Linked DNA regions of Homo sapiens: region 2 is linked to region 1. Evidence: chromatin loops called from intact Hi-C (ENCODE). Cell type or tissue: PC-9. All regions are shown on one strand. Each heading gives the region's core, and the rest is flanking DNA. Links, peaks and the distances in the headings are about the cores only. Region 1 has its middle 120 kb from the start of TBC1D2B. Region 2 overlaps LOC105370912 (a long non-coding RNA gene).

Region 1 (15,889 bases), core at 3,872-11,871:
ACTGGAAAATCAATAAATGAGAGTCTAGCAATGCTTTTTGGAAATAGGAAAATAAATACAAGAAAAAGCTAACAGTGTTAAGTTTGAAGGTGGTTGCCTAGGAAAAAGCAATGGAGAGTGGGGAGAAGTGGGGCAGGTGTACAATGCTCTGCTGTTGCCATATTCTATTTTTTTTTTTTTTTTGAGACGGAGTTTTTTTTGCTTTTGTTGCCCAGGCTGGAGTACAGTGGCACGATCTTGGCTCACTGCAGCCTCTGCCTCCCGGGTTCAAGCAATTCTCCTGCCTCAGGCTCCTGAATAGCTGGGATTACAGGCATCTGCCACCACACCCAGCTAATTTTTGTATTTTCAGTAGAGAAGGGGTCTCACCATGTTGGCCAGGCTGGTCTCCAACTCCTGATCTCAAGTGATGCACTCACCTCAGCCTCCCAAAGTGCTGGGATTACAGGTGTGAGTTACCGCACCCGGCCAGTAAGCAAGGTCTGATGGGACAAAGGAGCCTGCGTGTGAGCAGAGGAGACACAGGCAATGTCTGTGTCCACCATTCCTTGCTGCCCCACTTGCATCTCACATTTACTTTGGTCCAGACTGCTGGGAGGCATGAGCCACCGTGCCCGGTCCTTTTCCCATTTTTAATTGGATTTATTTGTAAGAGCTCTTTGTATATTAAGAAAATTATCTCTTTGTCACAATAGTTGTTACTATTTCTCAGTTTGCTGTTTTCTGCTATAGAAATTGGAAGTTTTTATGCAATCAAATTTGTTAATCTTGTCTTTTTATAACATCTGAGTTTTGTGTTAGAAAATCCTCTGCCCACTCCAATGAAGTGAAATTCACGTGGTTTTCACTAATTAACCTCTTTAATCCAGATACAGAAATGCAAAGTTAAGTTTATCTAGTGAATCTTATCCAATACCCTGATAGTATCTTTATCAGTCCAGACTGACCACATGCAAACAGCACCACCTTCAGGCCAGCCTGAGAAATCTGCACTAAGCCCCCGGATGCAGAACTCCAGGCCACAACCCCTCCAGTGATTTTTTTGGGATGACATTATATTAACAAAGATGGGTTTCCCGACGTGTCCATCCTTACCAGGAATGGAAATGTATGCAAAAGGGAAAAGATGCAGGGGAGGATGGGGATGCACAGCTAAAACTTTCCAGCAGTCCATGAGTTCATTTACCTCTCTGTTCCTAAACTATGTCAACCCTTCACCACAAGAACTGGCACTAGCTTGTTACTGGAGAGTCCTAGAGAAGCCATCTCCTCTGTGTCTGATTCTGGGAAGCTGGTCCTTGCCAGTGTCAACTATCCTACATGAGACAGAGAGAAAGTCACACTTAAGACCAATATATGGTGAATGATCCTACTGAGAAGGGTCCTGGTGGCTGAGGCAGTACCCTAAGACCAGCCTGCCACAGTGGGGCAAGCCTGGAAACAAAGCGAAGTTCAAGGTTGCTCCCCCAAGAGATTCCTTTCTCTATTGGCCAAACCACAGGGGTGAGAGAGGCTCTGTTCCACCAGGAAGCATTCTTGGTTAAAAGCTTGAGAACTAATCTGGCTAACTTAAGTAAAAGGGACTTATTGAAAGACTGTCAGGGAACTGACAGAATAGAAGGGAGCTGATGGATCAGGCTTGAGAACAGTTAGGACCCAAGAAACAAAGAGGAAGGCCCCAAGAACCACAATAACAGTCTCTTAGCAGAAACAGTTCAGCCTCCCCACCCCATGACCTCTGGTGGTGCTACAACCATCTCGTTTCCCCACCTTTCTCACTCAAATTTCCACGTGCAAGGAAACAGCATTGGGTTGGCTGAGTAAGTCACATGCACACTCCCTGGATGCAGCAGGGTGAGAGAGGATATGATCTGGCTCCTAGCTTTTCTTACTAAGACCTCACACAAAGGCAGATTCTCCACTCTGGAGACTGAAGGCCTATCAGGCAGAAACAGTGTCACTACTTGTCTTTTAGACTCTGAGCAAGAAGGGACTTCGCCCCAAGGAATGCTAAGCCTAAGGCATTTGGGGGCCCTTAGCTCATCTAGAGTTGATGAAAAATGATGTGGGTGGGGACGGGGAGAACTGCTCCATAACAGTTCTTTCCATAACAGTTTTGATTGGAGAGTTTAGTCCATTAACATTCAAGGTGATTATTGATCAGTAAGGACTTACTCTTGCCATTTTGTTATTTGTTTTCTGGTGGTTGTGGTTTTCTCTTTCTTCTTTCCTCCTTCCTATCGTCCTTTTGGTGAAGGTGATTTTCTCTGGTGGTATGATTTAACCTCTTGCTTTTGGTTTTTTTGTGTATTCATTGCGTATTTTTTTTTTTTTTTTGAGGTTACCACAAGGCTTGCAGTACTATCTTATCACCCATTGTTTTAAACTGATAACTTTACGCTGCTTGCATAAAGGAACAAACAAACAAGCAAAAAGAAAACTTACCAAAACTCTACACTTTAAATTTGTCCCTCTGCTTTTTAACTTGTTGTTGTTTCTAGTTATATCTTATTGTACTGTCTGTGTCTTGAAAAGTTGTTGTAGTTATTGTTTTTGTTTGGTTCATCTTTTAGTTTTTGTTGTTTTTTTGAGACAGAGTCTTGCTCTGTCACCTAGGCTGGAGTGCAGTGGCACCATCTCGGCTCACTGCAACCTCTACCTCCTGGGTTCAAGTGATTCTCCTGCCTCAGCCTCCCAGGTAGCTGAGACTACAGGCGCATGCCATGACAATGCCCAGCTATTTTTTTTTTTTTTTTTTTGTATTTTTAGTAGAGATGGGGTTTCACCATATTAGCCAAGATGGTCTCGATCACCTGACCTCGTGATCCACCCACCTCAGCCTCCCAAAGTGCTGGGATTACAGGCATGAGCCACTGTGCCTGGCCTCATCTTTCAGTCTTTCTACTTAAGAGCTGTTTGCACACCACAATTACAGTGTTATAATACTCTGTGTTTTTCTGTGTACTTACTATTACCAGTGAGTTTTGTACCTTCAGATGATGTCTTATTCCTCATTAATGTCCTTTTGTTTCTGATTGAAGACCTTCCTTTAGCATTTCTTGTAGGATAGGTCTGCTGGTGAAATCCCTCAGCTTTTGTTTTTGTCTGGGAAAGTTTATTTCTCCTTCATGTTTGAAGGATATTTTCGCTGGATATATTATTCTAGGGTAAAAGTTTTTTTTTTTTTTCCCTTCAGCCCATCACGTATATCATAGCACTCTCTCCTGGCCTGTAAGGTTTCCACTGAAAGTCTGCTGCCAGATATATTAGAGCTCCATTGTATGTTATTTGTTCCTTTTCTCTTGCTGCTTTAGGATCATTTCTTTATCCTTGACCTTTGGAAGTTTGAATATTAAATGCCTTCAGCTAGTCTTCTTTGGGTTAAATCTGCTTGGTGTCCTATAACCTTCTTGACTTGAATATTTATAGCTTTCTGTAGGTTTGGGAAGTTCTCCATTATTATCCTTTTGAATAAATGTTCTACCTCTGTCTATTTCTCTACTTCCTCTTTAAGGCCAATAACTCTTGGCTTTGCCTTTTTGAGGCTATTTCTAGATCTTGTGGGCGTGCTTCATTGTTTAAAATTTTTTTGTCTCCTCTAATTGTGTACTTTCAAATTGTTTGTCTTCAAGCTCACTAATTTTTTCTTCTGCTTAATTGATTCCACTATTAAGAGACTCTGATGCATTATTATGTCAACTGCATTTTTATCCCCAGAATTTCTGCTTGATTCTTTTTAATTACTTCAATCTCATTGTTAAATTTATCTGATAGAATTCCAAATTCTTTCTCTGTGCTATCTTTAATTTCTTTGAGTTTCCCTGAAACCACTATTTTGAATTCTCTGTCTGGAAGGTCACATATCTCTGTTTTTCTATGATTGGTCCCTGGTGCTTTAATTAGGTTGTTTGGTGAGGTCATGTTTTCCTGGATGGTCTTGATGCTTGTGGATATTCAATGCCTGAGCATTGAAGAGTTAGGTATTTATTGTAGTCTTCTCAGTCTGGCAGTGCATTACCCTTCCGGCTTTGATATGTGCCAATACACATGGAGTATTCCCAGCCAGAGAGACTCCCTCAAGCCTCAGTGTTCAGGGTTTTTACTGGAACTTCATCACAGAGGCATGCTTGATTGTCCATGTGGATCCTCTCAGTTTTCAGTTTCCAGTCCTTCCAGGGGTGACCTAAAGCCCAGACTCTAAATCTCTTAGTCGGATTTCCTGGCCTGGCTAGACCCCACCCTAAATCTCATTATTAGACTATCCATTATGATCCAAGATCCCCAGGCAAAGATACTCCTATTAGGCATTATGTGTCGAAGATTACCTCCCAGGAGTCTAGGACAAAGGTCAGACCTCTTTTTGGTCAACGTTAATTTTTATTTGAAACTATACAACATTGCCATCACTCTGTTATCCTTTCTGTTTTGTCTTCAAAATAACCCTAATTGGTGGGTAAGGATATTATTATAAACAAGATCTCAAGAGGGAAGACGCTGGGGCAAGGTTGCACAGTCGATCCTGGACTCATGGTACAAGACTCTTTCCACTCTCTGAGAGCCCTGAGTCCTGAGAAGATGGAAACAAGGTGTGTATATGTGTGTGTGTGTGCACATGTGTGTTTGTGTGTGTAAATGTACATCTAATGAGTATGTGTGGATATGTGTATGTCTCTGTGCGTTTGTGTATATATGTGGATGTTTGTCTGTAAGTATGGCTGTATATGTGTGTATCTGTTCAGCGGTGCACACCTGTAATGCCAGCTACTCAGGAGGCAGATGAAGGAGGATCACTTGAGCCCAGGAGTTTGAGAGAGAGAGAAAATTTCAATGATCTTCCTGCAATTAGAAGAAGAAACCTGGGGCTGGACATAAAAAGACAAAGCACAGCATAAAGAGGCAGAGAAATATCTGATGAAAAACAAGTGACCAAGAATTAATTAGTTCATCTATAAAGAAATATAGCACTTTAGCAGCAGAATACAACTGGAAAATAATTTCTTCTAGAACCATGATAACTGTCGATCACATATGTTAACTGCCAAAACGTGCAGGACTCTGTGCAGCAGAACTGGCGAGTAAAACCATCTATCTTTTTTTTTTTTTTTTTTTTTTTTTTTTTTTTTTTTTGAGGCAGAGTCTGGCTCTGTTGCCCAGGCTGAAGTGCAGTGGCGCAATCTCGGCTCACTGCGAGCTCTGCCTCCTGGGTTCATGCCATTCTCCTGCCTCAGCCTCCCGAGTACCTGGGACTACAGGTGTCCACCACGCCTGGCTAATTTTTTGTATTTTTAGTAGAGACAGAGTTTCACCGCGTTAGCCAGGATGGTCTCGATCTGACCTCATGATCCCCCTGCCTCAGCCTCCCAAAGTGCTGGGCTTACAGGCGTGAGCCACCATGCCCAGCCAAAACCATCTTTCTTAAACTTATTATTCTACAAGTGGCATTTAACTCTTCTCAATCAAGATTTCACAAACCTATCTCCAGCTTCCAGATGGTGAGGGAAAGTGTGATGAGATTTTATGATAAATCGTGCCTGTCTCTGAGCCCATCTCCTCCTGTTGAAGAGAAGGAAAATGAGGTGAGCACATTACAGCCCTGCCGACAAAAGTCACAAGATAAGCAAATAATTATTATTTAAAACCAGAGAGTCCTATAATTTATTCACAAATGCCACACATTCTATATTAGATCTTTCAGTTCAATTTACTTGTATTCTTTGAAGCAAATTTATAAGATTCAAATTATTCAGAAAATGCTCCCAAGGTAATAGAAGAAAATACTTTAACCACAGGAAGTATCATGCTACACAATATGGTGTGGTGGTGAAGGGTGCAGGCTCTAAAACCAGAAAACACAGGTTCAAGTCCTGGCCCTACCACCTTGGCAAGGTTACATGGTCTCTCTGTGCCTCCATTTCCCCATCTAAAATGTGGGAATGACAATAATAGTGTCTATTTCACAGAGCTGTTTTGAGGAAAATAATATATGTAAAGCACTGTGAACAGCAGTCAGTGCTATATAAGTGTTTGCTCTAGTTATTTTAACATTTCAGATGATAAATATCTACCCAGTTATTCAGATGACAAGCGTCCCTAAGCTGATAACATGATGAAGAGCTTTTGGGTTTCTTAATTTCCATCAGTTTTGTGAGGGAAAAAATACCACAAGAAGAAGAGCAACTGAAGCAGGCGTGAGGAGGAAACTTGGCTTAAGATTGGGGGGCTTGGGGTTATTAGGCTTTCATCTTCTAAAATGTCCTAAGCTCCACTGATAAGAAGACGCTTAATATCAATCTAGCTAAAAAGGACCAATAGGCCCCAAAAGACACTGAGTTAGAGACAAAAATAGCAGGGTAATAAATGAAATATGGAAAACTACACAACCAGAAAAATAAACAGCTACCAGTACCCAAAACGTGGTTAAATCTCACAGGATTATATTGAATGAAAGAAGCCAGCCACAAACGTGCACATACTGATTCCATTTATATGAAGTTCAAGAACAGGTGAAACTAATCCATGGAATCATGTGAGATTTAGCCATGTTTTGGGGACTGCCAATATGGCACTTTGAACAATGTGTGGAAAGGACAGAAAAACAAAAGAAGAAAACTGAGGTAGGTGGCTCCCTCAAGCCCTTTCATAAGGTCACTAATCCCATCCATGTGGGGGCTCCTCCCTCATGACTTAATCATCTCCTAAAGACTCCACCTCCTAATGCTATCACATTGGGGTTTAAGTTCCAACATGAATTTTGGAGGAGACACAATCATTCCAACCATAGCAAATATACTTTACTAAAAAAGAAGAAAAAAGAAAAATCTTGTCTCTAAACATAATATTTTCAGTTTATATATTTACAGCCCAGTTTTCCACTTGCTTACATACATATTTGTGACCACGAATGTCATTCTTAACTGAGAAAAGTTTCAGTAAGTTAATTTTTTTCTCACATTATCTATGAATATCTTATTCACATAAAACCAAATTTCTAACCTAGATTTTAGGTTGAGACAGAAACCCATAGTCATTAGTTGCAATGTGAGAATGACAGAGAGATATTAACTAGCAGAATCCAACTATAAAAATAAATTTAAGAGCACAATTCTCTACTCAATGTAGAGTTGTACTCTACTAATGACTCCCCCAGACAAATCATTACTTGGATAGCAATGAATCAACTAAAAATGGAAGTGAGAAAAGTTAGAGTCCTTTTTGCAATGGATGGATGTTTATGAGACTATTAAGTGAAGAGGGTTCAGAAACAAGGGGATAAAAGGCATGCTAATTTGGGGTTGAATGGAGTAATGAGATGATCTTGGAAACATAAGAATTGCGCTTAATGGGACTTGTCTACTTGCAATTCAATAAACCAATATACGTAAATTCAAAGAGACAAAGGACATGAGCACTCAGAACAAAACCATAGGAATACGGCCAGGTGCAGTGGCTCAGGCCTGTAATCCCAGCACTTAGGGAGGCTGAGGCGGGCAAATCACCTGAGGTCAGGAGTTTCTGACCAGCCTGGCCAACGGGGTGAAACCCCATCTCTTCTAAAGATACAAAAATCAACCAGGCGTGGTGGTGGACGCCTATAGTACCAGCTACTTGGGAGGCTGAGGCATGAGAATCACTGGAACCAGAAGGCGAAGGTTGCAGTGACCTGATTGTGCCACTGCACTCCAGCCTGGGCAACAGAACGAGACTCCGTCTCAAAACAAACAAACAAACAAACAAATAAAAATTTGCAGGAATAAATGTAGCAAAGAGGCACCAGAGTTGATATAAGGGTCACTGTTCCACATCTGACATCTTTAATTCTTGAGTCATGGAGATGGCAAGCCAAGAACAGAATCTTCTGACTGGAAGCTAAAACCAGCCTTTGGGATGGGTTCAGAGAGACTGTTCAGACTCAAGATGCCAAGGCAGATGTTGCCTGGTCGAAAATATCACGAATGCAACAGCATTTTCAAAAACAGTGGGCCTTGGGGAAAGAAAACGCTGTGTGTTTAAAAAGAAAAAAACAATTAAAAGAATAGAAACAAGGAAGAAAAAGTGATCAGACAGTAGGGTGACCAGAGGTTCTGGTTTGCAAGGTACAGCTAAGGTTATGACTATCCTGGTGCAATTATGATAGTGCCCCCTTTCACTTTCCGAAGTGTCTGGATTTGGATGATAAAGCATATGCTCACCCTACCAAAGAGAGGAAATTAGCCGGACGACCCATGTGTCCATTTTAAACGGTGTGGGCTGATCCACAGCTGCGTGCCGCTGCCCAGCTGAGCGGTGTGCACCACCTCTGCCTCGCCCTACCCCACCCTGCCCGAGTCTCCAGGAAGGCTGGAACAGAACCCTCGGTTCCCGCGCGGCTCTGGTGCCACCTGCAGGTTATATGGGGGAACTGCTTCTCCCCACCCCAACCCTGGACAGACTTGGACTTGGCCAAAAGACAGAGCACGCGAAGCCCCGGCAGGGGAATGGGCTGGACCCAACAGTGAAGTTCACGTTACAGAATCAGAAGGGCCCAGCTTAAACCAACAAAGCCCAGCTCCTCCTCTTCCTACCCACTCCTGTCCTGTCTCATTTTGTAGAAGGGAAACTGAAGCCTAATTCAGATTTTTCATTGGTAGGATTGTGAAGCATACAGCTGGAGCCTCCCAGGTGCCATTCCCCACATCTCTGTCTTTCCCCTAATACGTTAGGATAGTGGGGAAGCAAGCGAGCTTAAGCTTACTAAGCTCCTACTGTGTACTGGCCAGAGTGGGCACTTTTCTCTCCAGCCTTGCAATTGATGGGAAATAGGTGATTACACAGCTAGGATACAGGATTAGAGTGGGCTAGCGATGTGCTTACAGTCTCTCAGCTGAAACTGGAACCCAGTGTGAATATGTCAGTCTAAATGGAGAGCTCTATGCATGTTCCTCTCTATTCCCTTTGTTACCAATACCAATTCCCAAGGCAGAGCCCCAGGAGGGCTGGCCTGAAGGACCTGGAGGTTAATAGAAAACAGCTCAAGAGTGGTGTACACGTCACTGGACTTTGGATTTCCCCTGCTGTGTTGGAGCCTGTGATTGCTTCCGGCAGTAAACTGAGGACACTGTAGGGTTCACCTTCTTTTAGGGATCATAGTTCTGCTCGACCTGTTCTCCAATGTCCGAAAACTATTGTTTTATATATGTTGTTCCATTTTTCTAGTTGTTCAAGGTGGGAGGCAAATCTGGTCCCTGTTATCAATCATGGCCACATGTAGAGGTTGCAGGATGTTGTTTATATATCTTTTTTTTTTTTTTGAGACAGGATCTCACTCTGTCACCCCAAGTGGCACCATCTCAGCTCACTGCCACCTACACTTCGTGGCCTCAAGTGATCCTCCCACCTCAGCCTCCCAAAGTGCTGGGATTACAGGTGTGAGCCACTGCGCCCAGCCTAAAATTGTATCTTTCTTATTATCAGTGAAGTTAAACATTTTTTCCTGTGTGTCAGTGGCATTTGCATTTTTCTTTGAACTTTCATATATTTTTTCAATTTTTCTTAGAATTGTTGGTCTTTGTCTTCTCTACTTTTAGAATAGAATGAATATGATATTAATCATACTTCGAATTGTGGCCATGATGGAGTACCTGAATTGATGATGGTCTCCCAGCATAAACAACTACAAAGCTGGACAAAGTACATGAAGAAATTGTCTTCAGGCATTGGGCAATAGGCAGTTCCAGGTACAAACTGAGAGAAGGGAATCACATGAAGTGACTGCTACATTTTTCTGGTGGGGAAAGTTTCCAAACCCTCAATGACAGCATGAGGAAGCAGAGTCCAAGCCAAGAGGATCAGTCTTGTTTGGTGGAGGAAACAGGGACTGCCACTCAGGGCTGCTAAAATGTGTGTGGCAGAGTATCAGAAAGGACGGAGTTGCAGAGAAGGAGCCCCAGAAATCTTATAGAGGTTGTTGCAGGTCCTTGGCCAAATCCCAAACTACGAATGTGTGGATTGAGACTCTGCAAGGCCCAGCACAGAACAGCCGATGGGGAGCTGAAAGCTAAACATCGATTTCAGTGGTCACAGAGTGCTGGGGATACACCCGAATTCTGGCTCAACCAGAGTCTCCACTCTTGGAATCTCAGGTCTTGATGAATATCCCAGACATTCACAGAGGGCCTAGAAGGCCATGCCTTGGGATTAAGGAAGATTCCCTAGGAATAAGGGCAAAACTGAAAAACAGCTCACCCTAACAAAGCCTAAAATGTAGCCTTGACACACATGATCAAGTTAACCCATCAGTAATTTAATTCCCTGCAAAACAAAACTCAACACTAGAGTAGGATAACATAATCCATATCTCTACAATGAAGGTTCACAATGTCCAACAGATCAAGAAATACTTACTAGATAAGTGAAAAAGTGAGAAAATACATCCTAAAATTAAGAGAAAACCAGTCAATACGAACAGACCCACCATGCATGGTGGCTCATGCCTGTAATCCCAGCACTTTGGGAGGCCAAGGCAAGTAGATCACTTGAGCTCAAGACTTCGAGACCAGCCTGGGCAACATGGCAAAACCTCATCTCTACTAAAAATTCAAAAATGAGTTGGGTGTGGTGGTGTGTGGGGGTCCATAACCCCCAGGCTGTGGGCTCTACCAGTCAGTGACCTGTTAGGAACCAGGCTGCGCAGCAGGAAGTGAGTGGTGGGCAGCGAGCATTACTGCCAGAGCTCCGCCCCCCATCAGATCAGCAGGCATTAGATTCTCCTAGAAGTGTGAACCCTAATGTGAACTGCACATGCGAGGGATCTAGGTTTCACACTCTTTATGAGAATCTAATGCCTGATGATCTGAAGTGGAACAGTTTCATACCGTAACCACCACCCCCAACCCCGTCTGTGGAAAAATTGTCTTCCACGAAACCAGCCAGGACTGCTGGTGGCATGTGCCTGTGGTCCCAGCTACTTGGAAGGCTGAGGTGGAAGGATGGCTTGAGCCTGGGAAGTGGAGGTTGCAGTGAGCTGAGATCATGCCACTGCACTCCAGCCTGGACAACAGAGTGAGACCTTATCTCAAAGAAACAAACAAACAAAAAGGGCCAGGCATGGTGGCTCACACCTGTAATCCCAGCACTTTGGGAGGCTGAGGCAGGCAGATCACCTGAGGTCAGGAATTCAAGACCAGCCAGGTGAGGTGGAGGTTGCAGCAAGCTGAGATGGCGCCATTGTACTCCAGCCTGGGCTACAAGAGCAAAACTCCATCTCAAAAAAAAAAAAAAAAAAAGAAAAAGAAAAAGAAAAGACCCATAAATGGCTCACACATTAGAATTATTAGGCAAGAGCTTTAAAGTAACTGTACATACATTAAAGAATTTAGAGAAATATCAACACCTGTGAAGGATGGTGAAAAAAGAATAGAGAGAAATAAGTTTTAGTATAAGTATGTCCTAAATATGCATGGTACGTACTTACTAAAAAAAAGTTGATTTTTTATCAGAAATCTAAATTCAACTGGGTGTCCTATATTTTATCTAGCATCTCTACCCCAAAGCCAAGCAGGAGAGAGTCCAGAGTCCTATCTTCCAGCAGGTGACCTAGCCTAGGACAGGGCCTGGCCAGGGGCAATTGTGCATTGGATGGGTTAGAGATGCCAGTCATTCAATGTGTCAAAGGTTTGCCAGACCTGCATAGAATCAATATTATTTTTAATATTTTTGTCTAAAGCAACTTTACAAATTTTAACCTTTTATTTGGAAATATAGATTCAGAGGAAATTTCAAAGATGGTACAGAGAGGTTTCATGTACTCTTCACTCAGCTTCCTCCAAAGGTTCTATTTTGTATAAATGTAGGACAATATCTAACAATGTCATGTCTATGCCATTTAATCACATATGTAGACTCCTTTAACCACCACTACAATCAAGACACAGAACTGTTCCACCACCATGAAAATCCCCCTCCTGCTATTCCTCTGCACTCATTCCTGGCTCTTCCCCTCCACTATTCCTACTCCTGGCAACCACTAATCTGCTTTCTGTCTTTATAATCTTTTCACTTCAAGAACATTATAAAATGCAACAATTAGCCAGGCGTGGTGGCACCAGCTTGTAGTTCCAGCTACTTGGGAGGCTGAGGCAGGAGAATCACTTGAACCTGGGAGGTGGGGGCTACAGTGACCCTACCACTGCAGTCCAGCCTGAGAGACAGGGTGAGAATCTCTCAATGAATGAATGAATGAAGGCCTGGCACGGTGGCTCACACCTATAATCCCAGCACTTTGGGAGGCTGAGGCAGGTGGAACTGTTGTGGCCTTGAGTTTGAGACCAGCCTGGCCAACATGGCAAAACCCTGTCTCTAGTAAAAATACAAAAATTAGCCAGGCATGATGGTGCGTGCCTGTACTCCCAGCTACTTGGGAGACTGAAGCATGAGAATCACTTGAACCCGGGAGGCAGAGGCTGCAGTGAATCGAGATCATGCCACTGCCCTCCAGTGTGGGCCACAGAGTGAGAGTTCATCTCAAAAACAAAATAAAACAAAACCAAAGAAGAAAAGAACATTGTATAAATGGAATCACACAGTATGTGGCCTTTTGAGACTGGCTTTTTTTTTTTTTCTACTCAGCAAATGCCCTTTGAGATCCATCCAAGTTGTGCATGTTCCTTATTGTTTTTTTCTGTTTGAGATGGTGTCTCACTCTGTCACCCAGGCTGGAATGCAGTGGCGCGATCTCAGCTCACTGCAACCTCCACCTCCTGTGTTCAAGCAATTCTCCTGCCTCAGCCTCCTGAGTAGCTGGAATTATGGGCACCCATCATCATAGCTGGCTTTTTGTTTTTTTGTTTTGGAGATGAAGTTTTGCTCTTGTTGCCCAGTGCAATGGTGTGATCTCAGCTCACTGCAACCTCTGCCTCCCAGGTTCAAGCAATTCTCCTGCCCCAGCCTCCTGAGCAGCTGGGATTACAGGTGCCCGCCACCATGTCCAGCTAACTTTTTGTATTTTTAGTAGAGATAGGGTTACACCATGTTGGTCAGGCTGGCCTCGAACTCCTGACCTCAGGTGATCTGCCTGCCTCGGCCTCCCAAAGCACTGAGTTTACACGCATGAGCCATCATGCCTGGCTCCCTTTTTATTGTTGAATAGTATTTCATAGAATAGATGTAGCAGTTTGCTTAACCATTCACCTATTGGGGAGTATTTGGTTGTTTCCAGTTTGGGACTATTACAAATAAATCTGCCATGAACAATCATGTATGAGTTTTTGTGCAAAAATCAGTTTTATTTTCTGGTACAAATGCCCAGAAGCAATTGCTAGGTCATATATTGAGGTGTATGTTTAACTAAAGAAGCTGCCAAACTATTTTCTAGAGTGTCTGTAAAATTTTATATTCCCACCAGCGATGTATGAGAGTTAGTTTTGTCTGCATCCTCACCAATATTTGATACTATCACTATGCTTGATTTGAGCTGTTCTAATAGATCTGTAGTAATATCTTACTGTGGTTTTAATTTGCATTTCCCCAGTGGTTAGTGTTGAAGATCTATTCCTGTGCTTTAAGTCAACTCATTTTTAAAACCTAAATAAATGTATTTAAAAAGGAAACTTTTGCTTTAGGAGGCCAAGGCAGGTGAATTGCTTGAGTCCAGGAGTTTGAGACCAGCCTGAGCAACATGGTGAAACTCCGTCTCTACAAAAAACAAAAAAAATCCAGCGTGGAGGCATGCACCTGTGGTTTCAGCTACTCAAGAAGTGAGGCAGGAGGATTGCTTGAGCCTGGGAGGTCAAGGCTGCAGTGAGCTGTGATTGCATCATTATACTCCAGCCTGGGTGACAGAGCAAAACCCTGCCTTAAATAAATAAATGAATAAAAGGAAACTTGTGGTTAGTGGTTCTCAGAGTGTGGTCCCTGAGCCAGCAGCATCAGCATCCCCATCAGCTGAGAACTTGTTAGAAATGCAGATTCTCAGGCGCCACCCCAGACCTCCTGAATCAGAACCTCTGAGGCGTGGGTTCAGCGACCTGTGGTTTAACACGCCCTCCCGGTGAGAATCGGTCTCATTCACTACAGATAGAAGGAAATGGTAAAAATCAATTCATCCGCATATCGCCTAAAATCCTCCTGTGGGCCCCAGGTTGGCACAGCACACTTTTGGGCAGGAGCCCCACTCACAGAGGCCGTGACAAGAATGCTCCTGCCCCTGGGGTTGTGCAGTGACAGCTCACACAGCTCCACGTGGCGGTTCTGAGTTTGGGAAGCGCTGATGTAGTCCTACTGCAGCCCTTCCTGCCCTTCACCGGACTGAGGAAATCCAGGCTCTGAGGAGGGCGAGACTTGCCCAAGGTCACCCAGCAACATGGTCAGTCTCCTTTCCCAGGGCCCTCACAATGCGTGGCCTGTTTAAAGCCTGCCTCTATTCACTGCTGAGTGAAAAATCCAGCTCCAAAGTAGAATATGGGGAAGGATACTATCTTGTGCAGCTTATGTTTATAGCTGCAGATACATGAGAAAAAAAGTCTGAAAATACTGTTGAAGTAGTTACTTGGGGAGAGAAGGGGTTTGCTGGTTTTTGTGTTTTTAGCTTTTATATTTCACAATTTTTATCACAATGTTTAGTTACATAATCAAAATTTATTAAATGTTAAAAATTGACATGAAGCCTGATCCAGCCACAGCCTATCATTGGCAGAGCCAGGAAGCCTTCCAGATACAGCAGCCCTGCACCTGCCCCCGGTCACACCCTGGGCCTGGGCACATGCTAGGTCCTCTGTCTGGACACCCTCACCCCCTGGTGGCCTCCACGTCAGTACCCACCAGCACCTCCTGTGGGCGAGGGCCGCCCCTGCATCCAGCCCTGGGCACCCCCTAGCCCAGAGGGCACCTCATGGTGTGAGAGTCCACCTGCCTGTCTCTAAAGAGAGGAAAGCTCCTTGGGACATGTGTTCTGCTTGACCCATCACCTCTGGCCTGGTACAGAAAGGTGGACAGTGGGTATTTGGTGAATAAATGAATGAATGATTGGAACGAACCCCCTAAATGGTGATTTCCTGAGGCCCTTCTCCAGCTGGCCCAGGTGGAACCAGTTCCACGTTTCACAGGAAAGCCAGGTGTGAGGAGTGGGGCAGGTGTGTGTGAGGGGCCAGGTTCTTGAAGGCTGCATGGAAACGGAGCTGGTGGCAGGTCTGGGGGTGGCAGTGCTGCTGTAGGAGCCTCAGGGAGGGCTCATCCCTGGAATCCCCCAGGGTATCCTAGTGCCCCCAGCTGCTGCATGGCATGAGAATTCCTGGCTGGTGGGGGACACACAAGGACTTGTTTGGATTGGCCACCTGGTCCAGCCCAAGGAGCTGCGCCTCCAGCACCTTGGGGGAAAAAAAGCACTTTTGATGTGTGACAACAGCTGCAGGCAAGGGGAGGGAGAGGTGTGCTGGGCCTCGGCCTTAGAAGCCAGAAGCCAGTTCATGCCCCTACTTGGTCTACGTGGGAAAGGGATGTGGCCTCGGCTAGCTCTAGGGTCCTGGGTTATGGAAAGGGCCCTTCCTTATGGACCCAGTGACTTAGGCTGACCCAGCCCCTCCCTGAGCCTCATCAGTGAAACCAGGGCTGGGCCAGGGCTCTCAACACCTCCCAGCTCCAACCTCTGGCTTTGTCCCAGGAGGGCAGGAGATCAGACAGAGGTGACCCGGGCTCCCTATTTACCTCAACCTCCTTGTGAAGCCTCCCTCTTTCTGCCTGTGAGGTGGGTGGGGCTGGAAAGAGGGGCATTCACCTGTGGGTCTCTGACTTCTCTGCCCAGGTGTGCCTGGGGAGTCTGGTCTATACCCGGTGCTCTGCTATACCCCACAGCCTGGTCACAACCTCCCTGCCTCCAGAGCAGCCCTGGCCCAGGGAAGAAGCGGGTCTCTGCATCCAA
Region 2 (15,889 bases), core at 4,682-12,681, 460 kb before region 1:
ACTCAGTGAATCATTCCCATAGACTTTTAAGCACAGATGAAGAACATTTAACCCCACTTGGAGGGAATTAAAAAAGGTTTCTAAGAAACATTAAGAGAAAATGATTTTTTTTTGAGCTGTGTCCATTTAAAAACAGTGTCCAAGGCAGGCGCAGTGGCTCATTCCTGTAATTCCAACACTCTGGGAAGCCAAGGAGGGCAGATCGCTTGAGCACAGGAATTCGAGACCAGCCTGGTCAACATGGGGAAACCCCATGCTGAAACTCTACAAAAAATAGAAATATTAGCCTGGTGTGGTGGTGCACACCTATGGTCCTAGCTAGTTGGGAGGCTGAGATGGGGGAATCACCTGTGCCCAGGGAGGTCTGGGCTGCAGTGAGCCATGATCATACCACTGCATTCCAGCCTGGGTGACAGAATGAGACCCTGTCTTAAATAAATAAATAATAGAATAAAATAAAAGCAGTCTGCCATTTATTGAATACCTCAGACAGTGTATTCAACAGTTTAGGCTGTTTGCATAAACTATTTGTAATCCTCATAATAACCTTGAAGATAAATATTATTAGCCCTGTTGTACAGAGAAGAAAACTGAGACGTGGAAAAATATAATCCCTCATTAGCACTCACTCATTAGTTGGTGGAACTAGGAAAAGTCGTTTTTGATAAGAGCAAAAGAAGAAAAAATGTCTAACGTTTAGGGCCCCTGCTAAGGGGAAGATGGGCCCAGGAGGGGCCTTGCACTGTGGTTTCCCAGATGGCCAGAGGACAGTGTCTAGGTGCTGGGAGGGATGTTTGGGGAGAGAGAGAAAAAAGGGTACAGGAATATAAAGGGAATTTGGGATGATGTGGAAGCCATGTCCCACTTAATTTACAGATTTCATAAACACTTTAAAATGTCACATGGCCAAGCGTGGTGGTTCACACCTGTAATAAATGTGAATAAAATAATAAAATTAAATGTCAGCACAAGAAGGGAAGATAAGAAACCATCTAGTTTAATAGCTTTATATATGAGCATGGGACTTGCTTAAATTCCCACAGTGAGTTATCCAGTGAAATAATGGCAGAGCAAGAATGGGAAACCAGATTGTGGGCCCCAGTCCCATATGTCTTCCACGCTCTTCTGCAGGCTGAACCAAATGGTTTGTGCCCAGAAAATAGGTGAAGTTCAGAAGTTACAGCTTGAGCTGCTGTTAGGCCTAGTGGCCTCCAGGGGGCAGCAGTAGGCATTGTCCCTTCCAGTGATGTAAAGAGAGACAATAAGCAGCGTCTGACCTTGACATCCGTAGTTAATAAAACACTGAGGGAACAATAAGGGATTGAAGTTCACACTGTATCCTGTAGCATGGCAATAAAAACGGATTTTTTTTTTAACATTTAAAACACCCAAATGGCCCTTTCAATCAAAGCCAAAGGGTCTTGCTCTGTCGCCCAGGCTGGAGTGCAGTGGTGCGATAGCTTAGTGCAGTCTCGACTTCCCATGCTCAAGCGATCCTCCCACGTCAGCCTCCCAAGTAGCAAGGACTACACGCCAGGTGTACGCCACCATGCCTGGCTAATTTTGTTGCCCAGGCTTGTCTCAAATCCTGGGCTCAAGCAAACCTCCCACCTCAGCCTCACAGAGTGCTGGGATTTCAGGGGCAAGCCACCATACCCAGCCTCAAAGCAGTTATTCTACTAGACTAGATGTCTATTCCAAATGAAGCTGTCCCTACTCAAAACATTGCAATCACTCTTCTTTTAGAGTGGCCTTCAGAGCTGAGACTGGACCAGAAGGGTCAGGCTTGAGGGTGAGCATCTGCTTTGGAGGCCATTCATCTAAAGCCTGTAAGACTAAAATCTGACTTTTTCAGGTGCCCTGGGCCTGTCTCCTACAAACTTCCACTCCTCCCCCACTGATAAAGAAATATTATCCTGGACTGGGCATGGTAGCTCACACTTGTAATTCCAGCACTTAGGAGGCTGAGGCAGGAGGATCGCTTGAGGCCGGGAGTTGGAGATCAGCCTGGTCAACAGAGTGAGATCCCGTCTCTACAAAAAATAAAGAAATTAGCCAGGTGTGGTTGTACATACCTGTAGTCCTTTCCTTGCTATTTGGGAGGCTGAGGTGGGAGGATCACTTGAGCCCGGGAGTTGAAGGCTGTAATGTGTTATGACTGTACCACTGCACTTCAGCCTGGGTGACAGAGCAAGACCCTATCTCTAAAAAGCACACACACACACACACACACACACATATATACACACACACACACACACACACACACACACACACAATCCATCCTGGTTCAGGCCACTATCATCTCTGCTCTGGATGATGACAGCAGCCTCCTAACTAGTCTCAGCACAACAGCCAGAGGATGCTGTTAAAGTGGAAGCCAGCTCATGTCATTCTTTGCTCAGAACTCCACACTGGCTCCCATCTTAGTCAGTGTAAAATTCAAAGTCCTCACGATGGCCTCCAGGGTCCTGATCTGACTCCTCCTCTTTGGCCTCATCTCCTACATCCTTTGCTCACTCTGCATTAGTCTCATTCCTTGCTCTTTGCTGTTCCTTTAACACCAAGCACAATCTCTTCTTTAGGCCTCTGCATTTTCAGGTGCCTTCTCCTAGATAGCCACATAGATTGCTCCTTCACTTTCACTGGGTCTCTGCTCCAATTTGCCCAGCTCGGTGAGGTCTTCCTGAACACCCAACATATATGGCAAACCCCAGCACCCCTTATACTCATTCTTTTCATTCCTCTCCGTAGCACTTATTGATACAGAATGGCTGAGCGCCCAGCTAAACTCCACCCTTAAGCCTGGAGCCATGGCCCTAAGTGAAAACAGCTGACCCCCTTTTTTTCCATGAAAATGTTGCTTGTTTGGTCTGCCCTGCTCCTCTCCCGTGCCCATAAAAAGACTTCAGCTGGCAAAGCAACACAAGCGGCTGACCGGTGGGGATGCAGGCTGCTGGGAGTTGGGGATACAAGAGGCTGAGCAGTGAGCAGAGAAGCAGCAACTGAGCGTTGGAGACTATGGATAGATGCAGCTAACTTCAGACAGTGCGGCTTCAGGGAAAGATCACCTTCTTCCCACACAATCCCCTTTCCAGCTCCCATGTTGCTGAGAGCCATCACCCAATAAAATCCTCTGCATACACTACCCTTGAACCCGTTCTTGTGACCTGATTCTTTCTGGATGCTGGACAAGAACCTGGGTGCTGAGAGGGCAGGGGCTTGGACACTGCTGCAGGGATGCACAGAGCCTGCTCTCACCAGAGAGAAGTGACTGGCCGGTTCCAGCATTCGTTCCCTCCGGTTCCTGTACTCGCTTGCACGCTCCCTCTCATGAGGAGTGGCCAGCGGTGGGCTGAGTGAAACAAGCCACTCCAGTTCCTGCCCACGAAGGGGGTCAAGGTCAAGGGAACCATCCCATCTCATTATCATGGTCTAATATGCTGCACATTTAACTCATTTGTTTGTTGTCTATTTCCTACTAGAACATAGGTTCCATGAGGCAGGGACTTGGTTGTTTTGTTCACTGCTGTATCCCCAGCCCCTAGAATTGGCACATGGTAGGTGTTCAATAAATATTTATGGGAGAAAAAGCATGAATCAAGTGATCCTGCAGGCAAGCTCAAAGAGAGACGCAACTTGTCTCTCTGAACCTGGAGTGGGAAACATCAGAGGCAAAGATACCTCTATTGATTCTGGTCATATTCACCTCTGTGACTTCCGTTAAGTGAGCGCTTAAATTTTCAAGTTAAAAAGGTTTTTCCCCATTGAGGGTGTATCTATGGTGTTGGCAGGAGGGATGGTGGAAAATTGCTCAAGCAGCAGCAAAAAGCAGAAGCCAGACAAGCTGAGGCTCCTCCAGTCCATGCGGTGGAGAGACCTAGGGAAGGTTTCTCATTCCTGGGTCAAATGTCACATAACCTAGTGCTTTTTCTCTCTTAGTTTTAAAACTGCCTTTGGAAAATTATGACAGTAAGAGAAATCTGACATAGTTGACTCCATCTTGCTTCTGACTTCCAAGCTGTTCTTGGTCATTCCTGGGTATAAGTCAAGTTAACCTTGGGAAGAATTCATAGTTTAACTTGAAAGCAAAGATGATAATAGTCCCTTCCTAAAACTAACTCCCTCCTCGCTCAGGGACTGACAACAGCCTATGTCAGACTAATGAAAAGCCATAAGAGGCTAGGTGCAGTGGCTCACATCTGTAATCCCATCACTTTGGAAGGGGGGGAGGTGGGCAGATTACTTGGGGTCAGGAGTTCAAGACTAGCCTGGCCAACATGGTGAAACCCCATCTGTACTGAAAATACAAAAATTAGCTGGGCATGGTGGCACATGCCTGTAATCCCAGCTACTCAAGTAGGTTGAGGCAGGAGAATCGCTTGAACTAGGTAGTTGGAGGTTGCAGTGAGCCGAGATTGTGCCACTGTACTACAGCCTGAGCAAAAGAGCAAGATTCTGTCTCAAAAAATAATAATAATAATAATAAATTTTTTAAAAAAGCCATTAGAATATGGGAGGGGCTTGAACTCTGCTAGAATGTAGGGATAACTTCTATAATCCCTAAAACATGAGCAGTAATGCTCAGGGGTCACGTGGCCAGAGGTCACAAGACTTGTGACTTTCCTAATTGCTCCTATAGATAACATCACTATTGTAGAACCTAAGATTAGATTTTTTTGAGATGTTTTCCAGACTGACCCTACCTGGACTCGTGACTCATGACTCAACTGGTCCTGTGGCCCCACCCAGAGGCGGGCTCTGTGCATGAGGACTGCTTTCCACACCCTTGTAATTTCATCCCCAACTAATCAGCAGTACCCATTCCCTAGCCCCCTGCCCACTAAATTGTCCATTAAAACCCTAGGCCTCTGAGCCTTCAGGGAGACTGGTTTGAGTGATAACTCTAGTTCTCCTGTCTGGGTCAGCCTCGTGTCAGTTAACTTGCTCTACTCCAATGCCACAGTTCCAGTGAATTGATTTTGTCTGTGCAGCAGGCAGGAAGAACTCATCTGGTGATTGCAGTTTTAGGACCCAGAATACCTTTGTGTGTTCTTAAAACAAGAAGCTTTGTCCCTGGAAATGTAATGACTTGATCCTGACATTCAGAGAGAAGGGAGATTAACATAATGTTCATGGAAGGAATTGAAGTTTGGTTCCATAGCTCAGAGCATGCCACATCCCTCTCCTATGTTCTCCCTTTCCATGCCCTCGCCATCACCTCATGTGGGGCTGGATTTCCCTGGCCTCCTGACTCTATCTGTAACAGCCAGCTGAGCTTCCTGAGGCACCAAATTGATGACAGCCACTTTCCTGTTCAAAACCCCCAGTCTGTGCACAAAAGATCAAAGTCTAAACTCTAGCTCGGCTGGGCGCGGTGGCTCATGCCTGGAATCCCAGCACTTTGGGAGGCCAAGGGGGTGCTGATCACTCGAGGTGAGGAGTTCGAGACCAGCCTGGCCAACATGATAAAACCCCATCTCTACTAAAAATGCAAAATTTAACCTGGTGTGGTTGCGGGCGCCTATAATCCCAGCTACTCGGGAGGCTGAGGCACAAGAATCGCTTGAACCCAGGTGGCGGAGGTTGCAGTGAGCTGAGATGGTGCCACTGCACTCCAGCCTGGGTGACAGCAGGAGACTCAGTCTCTAAATAAATAAATAAATAAATAAATAAATAAATAAACTCTCCAGCTTGATATTTGAGCCCTCTCACCTTCCTGGATCTTCTGCGTCATCTCACTGAGTCATCTGCTTTCCAGGGGAAGCAGGCCCTGAGCTTCCCCACATCAGCCTCTGTTTCTGCTGTTCCACCCTCACCCCCCGTTCATCTCCCATGAATGCCACCCCCTTCCTCTCCAGCTAGGCAAACCCACCCATCCATCACCCTGCACCCTTTTTTTCCCTGAAATCTTCCCAATCTTTCACACCTCAATGTCACTGCTTCTCTCTCAACATGGGTGACATCATTATTGCAGCCTTCCTGACAGCTCTTCCGGCAGACCCATGGAAGGGCTCTTTCAAACCAGGCACTGCTGAGCAAAAGGGAGGCCGGGTTGGAAGGATTTGGCAGGGCTACTGAGGACCCTTCAGCACCACTGCCTCCCACTAGGCCCATCTCTTGAGGCCCTCCCCCAGCCTCTTGGCCTTTGAACTTTCAGAGCCCTGCCCTACACATTCTGCCTGCTCTTTGTCACCCCATTCCCCGAGCTCAATCTTTCATAATGTAAGCATCTATCTCCCAGCACCGGGTATATCTGTAGTATTGAACTTTTTTTTTTTTTGAGGCAGGGTCTCGCTCTGTCACTCAGGCTGCAGTGCAATAGTGTGATCTCAGCTCACTGCAGCCTCTGCCTCCTGAGTTCAAGCAATTCTCCCACCTCAGCTTCCTGAGTAGATGGGACTACAGTCATGTGCTACCACTCCCAGCTAATTTTTGTATTTTTAGTAGAGACGGGGTTTTGTCATGTTGCCCAGGCTGGTTTTGAACTCCTGATCTCAAGTGATCTGCCTGCCTCAGCCTCCCCAAGTGCTGGGATTGAGGCATGAGCCACTGCACCCAGCTGCGTTGAACATTTTCTATTTTTCATACAATTCAGCCCAAAACATAAGCCCACTACTGTATCTGGTACTCAGCTGAAGAAGCTGCTGTCTATCTATGCTGGAGGAAGAGCTGGCTGTATTGATCTTATTCAAAGATATTTTTGTCATGCAATAATGCAATATATAGAAAACCTAGAGGATTTTCAAGGTCATTTTGACTAAATAGGATTTTTACTTTAAATGCTGACTTTAGAACCTATGCCTGTATAAGATGTGGCTCTGCTATGCAGAGTTTGTGAGATTATTAGGAAGTATGACTCCATTTGGAAAAATAGCTGCTCTGAATAGGTAGAGACCTTTGCAAACTGTCTCTGAATCCTAGGATGTCTTCTCCTGTAGGGCATGAGCCTTGGGAGGAAGCTGGGAGCTGATTCAACTGATGCGACAGTGTTCTGACCCCTTTTTGTCAAATGAAGCAAGTGAGGCCTGAAGGAAATAATGTATACAGTGGTCCATTTCCAAGAAAATGTGCCTTAAATCAGCTTAGGTTAGCAAACTACATAAGAAACAGGATATACTAGGCCCCTGCTTGGATAGCCGATGCCTGCTTGTTGTGCGCAGCCCCCTCACCACCCCCTGCCGCCTTAGTTGCCCTCACCCGAACCAAAGAAGTTTAGTCTAAAATGAAAGTTTATTAGTCTGCAAAATAGCTTGCTTTGTCTGTTCTTATCAGCCTGCCCAGCTACGTAGGTCGTAAGTCAAACACTTAAAGAGCCCCTGAGCTAACTAGGATTGCGATGCATTGTGGGCTGCAGCAAAATGCAGCAAGACAACCCTAAAGAAAACACCTAAAGCCCCTATCCAACAACCAATAGACGACGTCCAGGAAGATTGTGACCCCACAGTACTCAAGCCTATGAGGAACAGGGGAAGGGACCTGCTCACTAGGGTATAAATTGCTTGTTAAAACTGTGCTGGGTGTGTCTGCCCATCAGACACCCAATCTTGCAAGACTATCATTAAAAGTCTCACTTTTGCTGATCTCCAGGTCTCCGAGTTCATTCTTTGGGTTTGGACAGGTAAGTTTGTTTCTCACAAGGCCCAGAGAAAGGAAGCGACTTATCGGAAAGTCTGAAGGAGAAGACAGCAGGTGAGACCCAGCTTGGCAAATTGTCACAATCAGGACACCACCATGATCAGATACCACGACTGCTGCTGCTAGCTGAAGAGTCACTCTGTGCCTGCCACCATCTATACTAGTTAATGCCTCATGCTCTGCTTCTTAATACACATAAAGCGTGTGACTGGACACTGGAATTCTCAAGGGCCACTGAAAAATCAGCAGACCCAGCAGAAGTATGGCCTCCTCCTCACCTTCCGTGCAAGCCCATCTGATATGCTGAGCCCAAATCACACCACAAATCCTGCTACAGGGGAGTCTGGGAAATACAGATCTGAGCTTTCCAGCTTCCTCAGTGGAGGAAGGAACACAAGGAGAATGAAATTGATGCTGAGCACCAATTCATCATTATAAACTTGTTTCTGTTAAACAATTAGCTGCAGTAGATTCAGATTCAAGTGTCTACAAATCAAAACCCCTGTCCCACACAGGTTCTGTCTCTGGTGAGAGTGTCCCTTCTCACTTCCTCCAGGAGATGCCTGTTCCATTGTGTGACAGACTGTCTATGAAGATGTTTTCTTTTATGTTGAGCTGAAACCTGTGCTCATCTGGTTCTCACCTGTCCCAACTTTGCTTTCTGGGACCAAACAGAATGCATCGACTCCTGTTTCCTTTTAACTGCCCTTTGGCGATCCGAAGATGGTGATAGTAATGTTCCCCATACTGTTCAGCAGCGCTGAAAACACTGGTTTCCAAATGAAAAAGCACTGAGGCAAGCCAGGCACCAGTGTAAAGGTGAAGAGAGTTGTGGCATTAAAGAGATGACAAGGGCAACCATTCATTGTCTTCCACTGAGGGGAGAATATATTCACCTTGTCTTAACAAAGGTAAAAACCACAGCCAATCCACAACTCCCAGGCTACTAAGAGGCTGTAGAAACCAATTAATTCAAAATGCATTATATACCATGCGCTAAATTGGTCACCAGAGGGAGTCTAGGTATAACAGGATCTTTGGCTAGAACCATCATTATGACAGTTTGTATTTGGAGAGCTTTTTCCTTCTCTCATCCAAAGGAGTCCCAGCACCTTGCCACCACCACCTGTCTCATTAATGAACACACTATCTCAAGTGAGCGAGGCAGGTGGCCAGTCTCATTATCTCACTTTTTAAAGAAGGGCACCTAGAGGTCAAGTGACTTTTGTTTCACAGCACGCTAATTAAAACCTTCTGTAGCTGTTATTCGCAAGTTCATGGGCTCCTTAAAAGCTTTGTCAGTGATTTCAAAAGCCTATTTCACTTACTGACTGCTTTAACACTCCCATTAAGAAGTGAAGTGAAAAACAAACCAAAAAAGAGCAGTTTTGTTTTCATTCTGGTTATGTATGAATATGTCAAAGGATTTGGTTAAAAAAATTAACTGCCTACTGAGGCAGGATTTATTCATTCACAATCTTGCTGGTTTCTCACTTTGAGTAAATATTATGGACTATACAAAGACCAAGACCTTGGCCCCAAGCAATTACATTTATGGACTATAATTAAATGTTATGAACTATAAAAAATCAGGACCTTGGCCCCAAGAAATTACAGGTGGGAAGGCTATAGGGGTGGGCTAGAGGAGGATAAAGCCATTTTTGGCTGGGGTGATATGGAAATGCTTCGTAAAGAGATGGCAAAGGATGGGGGAAAAAACAAAGAAAGCAGTGGGCATTCATTCCCTACTGTGGGGCATCCTGGGCACCTGGCCAAGGCGTGCTGGATGCCCAGTTCTTGTCCTGCCTCCTGCTCTGCTCCCCAGGCTCTCACAGATTCTGGTGCATCCCACCATCTTTCCAGCAAATTCCATTTTGGCTTAAGCCAGCCTGAGTCTCTGGGCGGTACCAATGAGTGAACAAAGTCCTGGAGGAGGAGAAGACCAGGACTTTCAGTGGATTGGACAGAGTAGATTTGCAATGGTAAGGTGTGAACTGCCAAATCTTCTTCCAGATGGTTCCAAGTACCAAACTCACATTTTAAAAGTGTGCTGCCATCATATAAAATGTGACCATTGGAGGAAGCTGGGTAGAGGGTACATAGGATCTCTCTGTATTTGTTTGGCAACTTTCTGTGAGTATAATTACAGCAGGTCCTCAGGTAATGTCATTTTGTTCATTGTTGCTCCATTTTGTTTCATTATAATGTTGATGAGAAAAAAATGGATTCCTGGCTGGGGTCACTGTCTATAGGGAGTTTGCACATTCTTCTATATCTGCCCGGGTTTTTTCTCTACTTTCTCTGGCTTCCTCCCACATCCCAAATATGTGCACATGAGGTGAATTGGCATGTCTACATTGTCTCAGGACGAGTGTGTGTGTGTGTGCGTTTGTGCGTGCACACACCCTGCGATGAGATGGTGTCCTGTCCAGGGTGGGTTCCTACCTTGCACCCTGAGGGGCCAGGATAGACTCTGGCTGCCTGTCACCCTGAACTGGAATAAGCAGGTTGGAAAATTAATGCATGAATAAATTAAAATTATTTTAAAATAAAAATTTGGCTGGGTGCGGTGGGTCATGCCTGTAATCCCAGCACTTTGGGAGGCTGAGGCGGGTGGGTCACGAGATCAGGAATTCAAGACCAGCCTGGCCAACGTATTGAAACCCCGTCTCTACTAAAAATACAAAAATTAGCTAGGCACGGTGGCGGACATCTGTAATTCCAGCTACTTGGGAGGCTGAGGCAGGAGAATTGCTTGAACCTGGGAGGTGGAGGTTGCAGTGAGCCAAGATTGAGCCACTGCACTCCAGCCTGGGTGACAGAGCAAGACTCTGTCTTGGGAAACAAATAATAGTAAATAAATAAATAAATAAATAAATAATAAAAATTCATGAAGTGTATGATAATCATCCAGAAGTTCAGCAGTATACACTGCAGTACAAAAGTGCTCAGCAAGCTCTCTGGATCTGAGATTGTTTTGGAACTCCAACTCCATGGTGGTAGGAGGTGCTCCTTACAATGTTGACTTTGCAAACATTTGTTCCTTGATTTTATTTTTTAACATTTTTTATTTATTTATTTTTATTTATTTATTTTGAGACAGAGTCTCTCTCTGTTGCCCAGGCTGGAGGGCAGTGGCATCATCTCAGCTCACCGCAGCCTCTGCCTCCTGGGTTCAAGCAATTCTCATGCCTGAGCCTCCCAAGTAGCTGGGATTACAGGCATGAGCCACCACACCCAGCTAATTTTTGTATTTTTAGTAGAAACGGGGTCTTGCCATGTTGGCCAGGTTGGTCTTAAACTCTTGACCCCAGGTGATCCACCCACCTCGGCCTCCCAAAGTGCTGGGATTACAGGGGTAAACCACAGCGCCTGGCCTTTTCCTTGATTTAACCCATCACTATGACGGCTGTCACACACTGATTCGCCAAAAATGGGGTAATTGCCTACTTTTTTTTATTACTCTTTGTTAAATGCATGTATAGCTCACATTTATTTTGATGTTTAATATTATAAGTGTTTTGGGTCTTTATTTAGAAGTTTGGTGATATTTTAATGACCAGAAATGTGCCATAAGAACTTAACTCTTATTTCTATCAATTAGCCTGTAGTGGCTGGGCTTGGTGGCTCACACCTGTAATCCTAGCACTTGGGGAGGCTGAGGCAGGCAGATTGCTTGAGACCAGCCTGGGCAACATGGTGAAACCCTGTCTCTAAAAAAAAAACAAAAATTAGCTTATAGTAAAATTGGTTTTCTTATACATCATTTCACTAAAGTCATGGGTTACAAAAACCTATTGACAACATTAAGTGAGAACTCACTGTATTTTTAAAAAGGTTTTTTGGGGTTGAGGGAAGGCTGAGGCAGGAGGATCACCTGAGCCCAAGAGTTCAAGTACAAACTGGGCAACATGGTGAGACCCCCCCCCCCACTCTACTAAAAATAAAAACTTAGCCAGGCATGGTGGTGCCTGGAGACCCAGCTACTTGAGAGGCTGATGTGGGATGACAGAACAGGTGAGGATGTGAGAAATTGCCTCCTGGATCCACTACTGCCTGAAGTTTACTCTTACAAACTGCTGGGATGTGATGTGTGGGTGTGTTGGCCCCAACTAAAAAGGCCAGGGGAGAGGTGAAGGGACAAAGATGGTGTCTTCGTCCTTTTGAACTGTCATAACAAAATACTATAAATGAGTAGTTTAAACAACAGATTAACAAACGTATTTCTTTTCCTTTCTTTCTCTCTATTTTTTTTTTTTTTTTGAGACAGGATCTTGCTCTGTTGCCCAGGCTGGAATGCAGTGATGTGATCTCAGCTCACAGCAACCTCTGCCTCCCTGGCCCAAGCAAACCTCCCACCTCAGCCTCCTGATTAGCTAGGACCACAGGCCCAAGCCACCACATCTGGCTAATTTGTGTGTGTGTGTCTTTAATAGAGATGGAGTCTCACTATGATGCCCGGGCTGGTCTTGAACTCCTGAACTCAAGCATTCTCCCTACCTCAGCCTCCCGAAGTGCTGGGATTACAGGCATGAGCCACCTTGCCTGGCCAGAAATGTATTTCTCTCCGCTCTGGAGATTGGGAAGCCCAACATGAAGGCGTTGGCATATTCAGTGTCTAGTGAGAGCTCATCCTCTGGTTCATGGATGGCGACTTCTCACTGTGTCCTCACATGAATGACAGGGACAAGGCAACTCTCTGGGGCCTCTTTATAAGGGCACAAGTCCCACTTATAATCCTTCTATATCACCACATTAGTGATTAGGTTTCAACATCAGAATTTTGGAGCAATAAAACATTAGCATAGCAGATGGGAAGAACAATAATCAGATGAATGGATAAATGGCTGCTCACCGGTCATGCATGAGACACTGAGCCAGGGGCCACGTGTGGATTTCATTTAATCCTCACATCAACCCTTCCTGGCAGGGAATATCATCTGCCTCTACAGATGGAGAAAAGAAGCAAAGTGACTTGTCTTAGCTAGTAGGTAGCAGAGGTATGATGAATGTACAGGTCTGTTGGCTAAAAGCCAGTACCGCGGCCACCAGGCACTGCTCCACCCCAACCTGCACCTCCAGCCCCTCCTCAACTCTAGGGGCACAGACTATTTCCCCTCAAGGTACTAAAAAGTCTTCACATTACCTCATTATACCCTATCCTGTTTCGTTTTGTTTTTTCATCTGTAGCTGTTTGATTTACAAAACAAAAGCAGGAAGCCACTCAAATATCCATAAACAGATGAATGAATATACAATGACATTTTACAGCAGAGTGTATTTATCAGCAATGTAAAAAGAATGAACAATTCATATGTCTACACTGATAATATCAAAATAAGCATGATGACAGAGCACCCAGGGATTATAAGAGGAAACACTTTATTACATCAGTCCAAAAATTCCAGAAAGTGGAAATTACTCTATTGTACAGCAAAGTAAATCAGTGGTTATCTGGAAGGCAGAGAGAAAGACTTTATAAAAGGCTCCAGGTAAATGTAAAGGTGATAGATAAGTTCATTATTGTGACTCTGATGATGGTTTCATGGGATTACATGAAACACAAGACTTATACTACAGCTTAAATATGTGAAGTTTATTGGATGTCATTTATACCTTTTATTTTATTTTGTTTTTGAGATGGAGTCTCACTCTGTCGCCCCAGCTGGAGTGCAGTGGCACAGTCTCCGCTCACTGCAACCTCTGCCTCCCAGACTCAAGTGATCCTTCCCATCTCAGCCTCCCGAGTAGCTGGGACTACAGGCACATGCCACCAAGACTGGCTAATCCTATCCTGTTTTAAGTGAAATTGCCCCTGCCCCATGCTCCTGGCCACAGCTGATTGAATTTGGTGTGGTCGCCGCACCTGAGGGCCAGCAGTCCACAGCTGTCTACCACTGGTGCAATACCGCGGTGCTGGACCCACTGGCATGTATGTTACTAATTTTGATGAATCTTGCCAAATTGCTTTCCACAGAGCTTGCACCACTGGATACCTCCGCTTCCCTATGCCCTTTGATAACCATCTGTTATCAGGATTATTTTTCTTTTTTTTTTGAGATGAGGTCTTACTCTGTCACCCAGGCTGGAGTGGGATCATAGCTCACTGTAGCCTCGACCACCTGGGCTCAGGTAATCCTCCTGCCTTAGCCTCCCAAGTAGCTGGGAAAACAGGCACACACCACCGTGGCTGGCAGATTTTTTTTTTTTTTTTTTTGAGACAGAGTCTCGCTGGAGTCAGGATGGAGTGCAGTGGCGCGATCTCGGCTCACTGCAAGCTCCGCCTCTCGGGTTCACGCCGTTCTCCCGCCTCAGCCTCCCGAGTAGCTGGAACTACAGGCACCCGCCACCACACCCGGCTAATTTTTTGTATTTTTAGTAGAGACGGGCTTTCACCGTGTTAGCCATGATGGTCTCCATCTCCTGACCTCGTGATCCACCTGCCTCGACCTCCCAAAGTGCTGGGATTACAGGTGTAAGCCACTGTGCCCGGCTGCTAATTTATTATTATTTTTTTTTTTTTGTAGAGAAGGGGGTCTTACTATGTTACCCAGACTAGTCTCGAACTCCTGGCCTCAAGTGATCCTCCTGCCTTGGCCTCCCAAAGTGCTGGGATTACAGGTGTGAGCCACTGGCCAGGATTTTTTTTTTTTTTTTGAGACGGAGTCTCGCTCTGTCACCCAGGCTGGAGTGCAGTGGCGCGATTTTGGCTCACTGCAAGCTCCGCCTCCTGGGTTCACACCATTCTCCTGCCTCGGCCTCCCGAGTAGCTGGGACTACAGGTGCCTGCCACTATGCCCGGCTAATTTTTTGTATTTTTAGTAGAGACGGGATTTCACCGTGTTAGCCAGGATTGTCTCGATCTCCTGACCTCGTGATCTGCCCACCTCGGCCTCCCAAAGTGCTGGGATTACAGGCATGAGCCACCGCGCCTGGCCAGGATTTTATTTTTTTAAGAGGGTCTTGCTATGCTGCCCAGGCTGGCCTCAAACTCCTGGGCTCCAGCAATCCTCCCACCTCAGCCTCTCAAGTAGTTGGAACTACAGGCATGAGCCACGATGCCTGGCTTGTTATCAGGACTGTTGATCTTTACAATTCTCAGGGTAATGTTTTAAAAATCAGCTTTATCAAGGTATAATTTCATATGATACCCAGGTAGTTTTGATTTGCATTTCCCCCTTTAAGAAATGAGGCTCCACCTCGTTTCATAAGCTTAAATGATGAGAAGATTTCACGGTCCCTCAAGGAGAAATACTGTCCTGCTTGGTATCTTACCTTTGCACAAATTCCCAGTTTGTGCCAGGCAGTAACACACCCTGTTTATCTTAAATTCCCAGGTACAGTCGTTTGGGTCTTCACTGGTTTTAATCCTAAGGCTGTATGAGCTTCATGTACATTATCCTGTCTGTTGCCCATAACACTTCTATGAGATGATGATGATGATTTCCATTCTAAGAATGAGGAAGCAGAGGAGACACAAGTAAGCCAGAGGCAATGCTGGGTTTAGACCCTGGTTGGCTTGAGGCCACAGCCCATAATCTTCTCACTCTCTCACTCCAACTTGAATTGGAATCAGACCACCAAGACGCCCACCACAGCTTGGCCATTAGTTGCTGTGAGACAGTGAGAAAATCCCTTCCCCTTTCTGGTCTCTGTGCAATGAGTGGATGGAGTTGCTGACTTCCATGAGCTGGATGGGAGAACAGGGCAGGAAATGATCCAGGACTGTGAAGCTGTCAGTCTCCTCCTTGTTCATCAGAGTGAGTAAGTAGCAAAGCAAAGGAAAAGCAAAACTCCCACTCCCCAAAATGCAGGCAGCATCCATTCAGTCCTGAATTCCGGGGAAAGGCGAGAGATGGGGACAGGTCCATATTTCAAGCGTTTATCCAACATATGCAGGGCAGGCCAGCCTCCTCAAGAGGCTTTCTTTGTCCCAGGAACAAATTACAAAGGCAGGTGGAAGTAGTTATCCTCGTTGAAAGAAACAGGCACAGGAACTTGCTCAGAGGCCCTGAAAGATGATGAGAATGAAAACCAGATTTCACAGGGTTAAGGGAGCAAGTAAAGGAGAGCTCCCATTTAGTTTTAGAAACACAAGACACACATTTTAAAGAAGGGGAAATGAGGCATAGACAATCACATGACTTACGCAAGGTCACACAAGTTTTAACATGTGAACACAGGTCTGTTGATTCCCAACGTGATGTTCACCATCTCCTCATCCCCCTGCCGATCAGCCAAGCTTTACCCA

What was found. Peaks named below come from ENCODE experiments on the same cell type or tissue, not always from the same donor. Only the 100,000 strongest peaks of a DNase experiment are listed, where the experiment ranks them.
Region 2: a loop joins it to region 1, with 8 times the contacts of the local background. A loop is called at or near these places in 16 of 110 quality-filtered maps.

Annotation. Positions count from the first base shown.
Region 1 is chr15:77,952,051-77,967,939 of GRCh38, reverse strand. No RefSeq gene overlaps it. Among named protein-coding and RNA genes, the nearest start is that of TBC1D2B, 120 kb to the left of the region's middle. RefSeq lists enhancers at 7,035-7,580, 15,791-15,889 and a silencer at 8,239-8,533. In PC-9, for the core only: CTCF peaks have their summits at 8,188 and 8,388 (motif pointing left); no DNase peak of the experiment used is centred there; H3K27me3 peaks cover 348 bases.
Region 2 is chr15:78,408,360-78,424,248 of GRCh38, reverse strand. LOC105370912 (a long non-coding RNA gene) reads right to left here. Exons shown (of 4, transcript XR_932506.3): 4 at 12,897-15,649. Among named protein-coding and RNA genes, the nearest start is that of IREB2, 22 kb to the left of the region's middle. In PC-9, for the core only: CTCF peaks have their summits at 8,469 and 8,672 (motif pointing right); no DNase peak of the experiment used is centred there.